2 separate regions of the Homo sapiens genome follow, and region 1 is linked to region 2. Evidence: chromatin loops called from intact Hi-C (ENCODE). Cell type or tissue: ascending aorta. All regions are shown on one strand. Links, peaks and the distances in the headings refer to the core of each region. The heading gives the core; the rest is flanking DNA.

Region 1 (2,905 bases), core at 134-2,633, 79 kb after region 2:
TGTGATTCTGGCTGGCCCTGGTGGCTTGGGAAGGCTGCTGGGGAAATGGTGAGAGGCAGACACTGCAGGCCTGGTTTGGGGCTGGCTCTGCAATCCCAGTAAATCTTTTGGGGCCCAGTGTCCCAGTGGATGGCTTCTCCTGCTAAATGGTCTGAGCCCAGAGTGGCTGCCCTGCCGCTGACGGGGGTAAAAGTCCCCCTTAGTGGCACCAGGGGGACTTGGTGGGTAGAAGTGGCCCTGTTCAGCTCTGCAGCCTTCTCATAAACTCAGGGCACTTGGGGGTCTGAGGCAGGCCTCCCCTGGGACCCGGACTGCTGGAGAGCTCCCCTGCGGGGCGGTAAACCGGCCTTTTTATAGCGGGGGCCTCTGCATGGCTCTGCAGCCCGGAGACCCTGGGAGTTATGATGACTCAGGGACATGTCTCCTTGGAAACATTTTCCCAGCACCCCTCTCCTGGCTGCTGCTTGGAGGGGAGTGATTTGGATCTGATAGAAAGGCGAGGGTCTTTGGAAACCTTTCAATAGCAGGGTCTCCTTTGAAATCCCCCCTCCGCATGGAGAATGAGGCCCCTTCCCTGGGACTCCCCCAGCTTTTGAAATGGCTTTGACACTTCCTCCCCCAGAAGGCACATGAAAAACTTGGAGCAGCCCAGAGCTCTGTGCTGTGGCCTCCTGCCGGGTTGACCCAGCTCTGCCCAGTCGCCCTTTCCCCACCTCCCCTTCACCCCCTCCGAGGACTCTGGGAGGATGACTCCCACCTCTGCCGCCCCAGGAAATTGCTCTGCAGGAGGCCCCTGCCTTGGGCTCCCCGGGGGGGCTGCTGAAGGAGAGAGAGGGAGGCTTATGGGGGGCTTGGCCCAGAGGAAGCTGGTCCCCCACGGCTGGGAAGGGAGGAGCAGTGGGTCTGCCCACATGTGTTGAACATATATGTATAATGTATGTACACTGCCCTCCTGGGGCACATGGCACCTCACCCTGGGGGGCAGGGCCTGAGTCTGGAGACCCCCAGGAAGCCGATTTGCTGGAGAGGCCTTACTTTTAGTTTGTTTTGGGTGGGGATGGCTGGATAAGGGGTCTGAGAACTTGTCCTTGAGATAACAAACTTGCCATGACCCAGGTTGGCCCCAAGGGAGTGACTCAGCCTCTGGGCCCCTGGACGTCCTCACGCAGGGCCTCACGGGCCCCTTGGGGGAGCCCCGGGGAGGGTCAGGGCTGGGAAGGGATGGTCCTCAGGGAATCTTGTCAGGAACGCTTGCCCTTGCTGTCCTTGGAAAGTGGCTGTGGACTCTCTGGCGGGCAGCCAGGCCAGAGCCAGGCCTGTCCCGGTGGGGCATTAGTCATTCCGGAGGCCTGCTTTTCATGCTCACGCCGGCCCTTTCCCTGGGTGCCTTCAAGGGCTGGGCTCTGCTGTCAGGGGCAAATACATGGGGGAGGAAGTGGGTGTTTGGAAAATCAACCCCTCCTGCCTCCTGCCCAGGCTCTTAAAGTGTCCCCAGTGCCAGCTTCTGTCCTTGTGTGTCCTCTTGTCCCCAGCCCTCCCCTGTCACTGTGGCAGGACTGGCCCTGGCCAACCTGGAGGGAGGCATGTGTTTTGTGTCTGTGTGTGTATGTGTCTGTGTGTGTATGTGTATGTGTGTGTCTGTGTGTGTATGTGTATGTGTGTGTATGTGTGTGTTGTGTGTGTGTGGTGTGTGTGTGTGTGTGTGTGTGTGTGTGTAGAAGAGAGAGAGGGAAAGAGGGAGACAGACAGAGAGAGGGTTTTTCTACCTTACAAGTCTTTATGAAGCACATCCCTGGAGATACTTTCAAACCACCTTGCAGAGCCAGGGCCCACTGTTCAAGCTGCCATTTGGACCCTGGCCCCGTGCTGAAGGCCCAGCCTGCAGCATTTTGGAGGGGAAGGAGTCTCTGGTCCAAGGAGGACAGTCTGGAGTGGAAGTCAGTGTCTCGCCCCAGCTCCAGGGAGATACAAAAAACCCAAATAGAACCACAGAGGAAAATCTCATGAACATGAAAAGAAAAAGGGGTTCCTGTCTCCTTTCTGCCAGGATCACGTGTTGCTGAACCGGGCTGTGTCAGGCTCTTCAATGGTGCTTTTGATTCAGGTAACACCAGACCCAAAACATCTGTCTAACCTTAATATGTGATAAAAATGTCTCCCTCTCCCTCCAGAGATCATGTTTCAGGTTCTGGAACTGTTCTGTCAGAATAACAAGCCTGTACAGCAAGACTATAATCCAATTCTTTTTTATTCTTTTTTTTTTCGTTGCCAAACCCCCAAACTAGGGCATAGTCACTTCCCCCTCAACAGTCTTCCTGGCTGAGAGAACCAGCCCAAAGGACTTGGTTTCCCTGACTTTGAATCCCGTTGGTTCATTCGAGGAAGCTGTTTAGGTCTATGGAGAATCCATCAGTTCTGAATTTTAAAATAGTGGAAAATTTCTCATTTTCTTGAGTTCCTTTTGTATGCGTATGTGTTTGTTTGTTTGTTTTGGGGGAAGGCCTCTGTCATTGAGGTTTCTTCTAGTAGTAACCTCATACCTTCATGTTCAGTAAACACTATTAAAATCCTCGGTGGGCTCTGTGAGGGGCCGCTAACCCAGCTCAGGAGATGATAACCTGCAAGGTCAATGTAACGTCACAAGTCTAAGATAAGGGAGCTCAGAGGACAGGCATGTTGCCCAATCTGGGTATTCCAGGAAAACTTCCTGGAAGAGGTTACACCTAATCAGGGTCTCAGAGTATAAGAAGTAAGGTGGGAGGGGAATTCCAGGCAAAGAAACTAGTACAAGCCAATTATAGAGAAAAGAGGTCCATGTAGTATGTAGGGACACTGTACACAATTCAGTACTGCAACAGAACAAACTTTGAGGCAGGAGGTGGGTGGATCACAGCAAAGGGGATGA
Region 2 (2,905 bases), core at 134-2,633:
AGGATCCCTTTCCTTTCTCCAGCCTGATTTTCCTCCCCAGTGCCAATCCTGGATGTTCCATCAGGAAAGGAACGGCCCCCTGTATTCCAGCTGCCCCTCCGCCCCAGTCAGGAAGCCCTGTGCCTCCTGGGGTGTCATGATGGGTGGGGCTGTGGGCCATGAGCAGACCTCAGGAGGGGCCTTTTCTGCTCCCAGCAGGCCCTGTGGGCTTCAGCAGGGGCTTGGAGACGGAGAGGGCAGGGAGCCCTGTGGTGCTGATTTGACATTTTTAGCTGAAGACCTTTGTTCCGACCAATTTCCAAGTAGCTTGGGGTTGGAGTGCATTCTGCTTTTTTCTTTTTCTTTTTTTCTTCTTCTTCTTCTTGTTTTTTTTTTTTTTTTTTTTTTGAAATCCTGGGCCTCTTTTTCCTTTTTCTTTCAAAGCGATGAAATAGAATCTGACCCTGGGAATCCCATTCTTGCCATCTCTTTCCCCAAGCCACCCTCTTCTGCCTGATCAAGGAGGCCTGGATTTCCTGGCAGCCTCTGGGTCTCAGAGGGTCTTTGGCCTTGAAACCCTGCTTCTAGCCCAGCCCCTCGCCCCTGTCTTCTGAGGGCTGCAGACTCCCCAGGGAGGCTGATATCCTGGCCTGGGGCCCTGGCTCGGGAGCTGCTGTGGGGTGGGGTCCACTATTTTTCTGTCCTCCTCCCTCTTGGAGACTTTGGCCCTCACTTGGCCTCAGGGTCAGTGGGTGGAAGAGCCGTAAGATAAAAATTTAGCCCACTTCCCAAGAACACAGACTTTTCCTAAGGAGGCCTGAACCAGGCAGCCAGAGCCCCTTCAATTTTCATCCAGTGGGGATGGCATGGTAAGAGCACTCAAAAATAAACAAATCAAAACTGAAAACATCAAAACAACTAAAAGCCGGACAATAGAAATTCCTTTTCCTTGTGAGCCCCAAAGTAAACAATGAAGATACCACCTCTGGGAAAGAGGACATGACAAACTTAGATTCTTTTGAAAACACATACTATTTGCCAAATCAGATGGCAAACCTCCTTCCAGCATCAAAATCCATGTGGTTCCAGGGAAGAACGGGGGCAGGGGGCGGGGGACGGTGTGGGAGGAGCCTTTGCGCCCCCAAACAGATGTCCAGGGAGGCGAGGCCAGAAAGCTTCCGTGGAGCAGTGATTTATTTTATTTTTTAGATCTAGATGTTTTGGCCGCATTTATTTATTTATTTCCAAAGGGCTATTTTTGGCGTCTGCCTGGGCTCCTTTGTAGCAAAGCCCCCTTTTCTAGAATTTCCTTTCCTTTATTAGAGTTACAGCTCAGCTTTGTGCGGCCCCCGGGGGAGCCGGCCAGCCGCTGGCAATTTCTCTCAGACACCCAATTACCCCCTGACGTCAGTGCCGCCTCGCCCAGCTCCCCTGGGTGCTTCCATTTTTCCCTTTGTAACACTAATAGCTGACTAGCTAAGTGCCTGTCGGCTCCTTGGCAGAGGAGGTGATTGTGTTTTCGGCTGGATACTAAATCCAAAAACTATGTAAAAATGTCAATAGGTGAGTGCACATTGATTTTGGTTAGTCACAGTGATATTTGAGCCCCTTTGGGGACTCTGTCTGGGGAAGTATTTTACAAGAAAGATAATATAACAGAAAATTACTGGAGCTCCGCGGGTCTCTGGTGGGTTTCTTAGAGGCCTGCTAAATTGCTGTAGAATCAACAAATGCTTTATTAATCTAAATTTGTGGTTTTGTTCTTTCTTCTCTTCAGAAGGTTGGAGTTTTAATGATGCAGGCGGCTCCGGCGGCCGGGCTCGGCAGCGCGGCCCGCACCTTGGCTGACGGGCTGGGGTACCCTGGCTGGTAATGAACTCTCAGAGGGTCCGGGAGCAGGGCGGCTGTGTTCCCAGCTGGCTTCCTGGGGAATGTGGAGCAGGCGCCGGGCCCACCGCTTGCCAGGCCGAGGTCTGTGCGAGCAGATAAAGTGAGGGGCTGAGGGCCTGGAACAGCTGTGGCGGGCCAGACTGACTGGGAGAGGCTGATAAGAGCCCAGAAGGAGCCCAGGCGGGCGGCGTGGCAGCGCCAGAAATCTGACGGGGTATCACGACTGGCAAAGAAAGTTAAACACGGCCGGATCGGGGGATGGTTGGCGGACCTGCGGAGAAAGATAATGGTAATTGATGGAATCAAAGTCGCAGCACAGCCTTGTGTTTTCTTGGCAATTAATTCCCCCACCCCTCCCCAGTTTCTAACCCCCTGGCATTCTTAGAGCCCAGGATGCCCCGTGAGCAGGCTGCACACTCAGATAATCAGCACATGCCCTCCTTGCTTCGGGGGGCGGGAGCAAAGGAGATGCAGCCAAGAAAAGACACAATTAGAGACCTGGTTTAAAAAAAAATGTTACAAACAAACAAGTCAGAAAAAGAAAACCCCACTGAAAAGTTAAGGACGTGTCACTCCGGGAGCTCATCTGATCTTGCTCTGGAAGGGAAGGAAGAAAATCGATGTCTTTGTAAGAGTGCCGCACTCTCCATCTCCTGGCTGGGCAGGACAATGTGGAGTCGGGCTGGTCCCTGCACACACACACACACGCACCCCCAGATGCTGCTGTGGGGAAAGGCGGCGTAATGGGGCAGTGGTTCATGCCACAGACAGATGTGCCCGCCTCTCCCCGTGTATCCTCCTGCCCCCTCTGCCTTTTGTCCCTTGAAAGGCATTGCTCCCCAACAATGGGCTGGTTAAGGCTGATTCGCATCACCGCGGGCTCATGCCGCCTGCCCGCACCGTAGGTAAGGCTTTCAGCTGGCCTTTTGTTGTGTCACTGACAACGTGCACACGCTGGGACACACCTGCTTGCAGAAACACGCGTGAACGCACAACTCTGGCACTCCTGCCCATCCCACTGCACGGTCCAGGGTAC

The links. Peaks named below come from ENCODE experiments on the same cell type or tissue, not always from the same donor. Only the 100,000 strongest peaks of a DNase experiment are listed, where the experiment ranks them.
Region 1: it touches region 2 in a loop (4-fold over the local background); 2 of 110 quality-filtered maps call a loop at or near these places.

What each region holds. Positions count from the first base shown.
Region 1 is chr16:49,618,944-49,621,848 of GRCh38, reverse strand. The region is part of intron 5 of ZNF423 (zinc finger protein 423); the gene reads left to right. Among named protein-coding and RNA genes, the nearest start is that of LINC02179, 150 kb to the right of the region's middle. In ascending aorta, for the core only: no CTCF peak of the experiment used is centred there; a DNase peak (open chromatin) is centred at 1,298; H3K27ac peaks cover 2,500 bases.
Region 2 is chr16:49,697,678-49,700,582 of GRCh38, reverse strand. The region is part of intron 3 of ZNF423 (zinc finger protein 423); the gene reads left to right. Among named protein-coding and RNA genes, the nearest start is that of ZNF423, 160 kb to the left of the region's middle. RefSeq lists enhancers at 1-537, 1,220-1,901, 1,902-2,583, 2,584-2,905. In ascending aorta, for the core only: no CTCF peak of the experiment used is centred there; DNase peaks (open chromatin) are centred at 1,392 and 1,998; H3K4me3 peaks cover 2,053 bases; H3K27ac peaks cover 2,224 bases.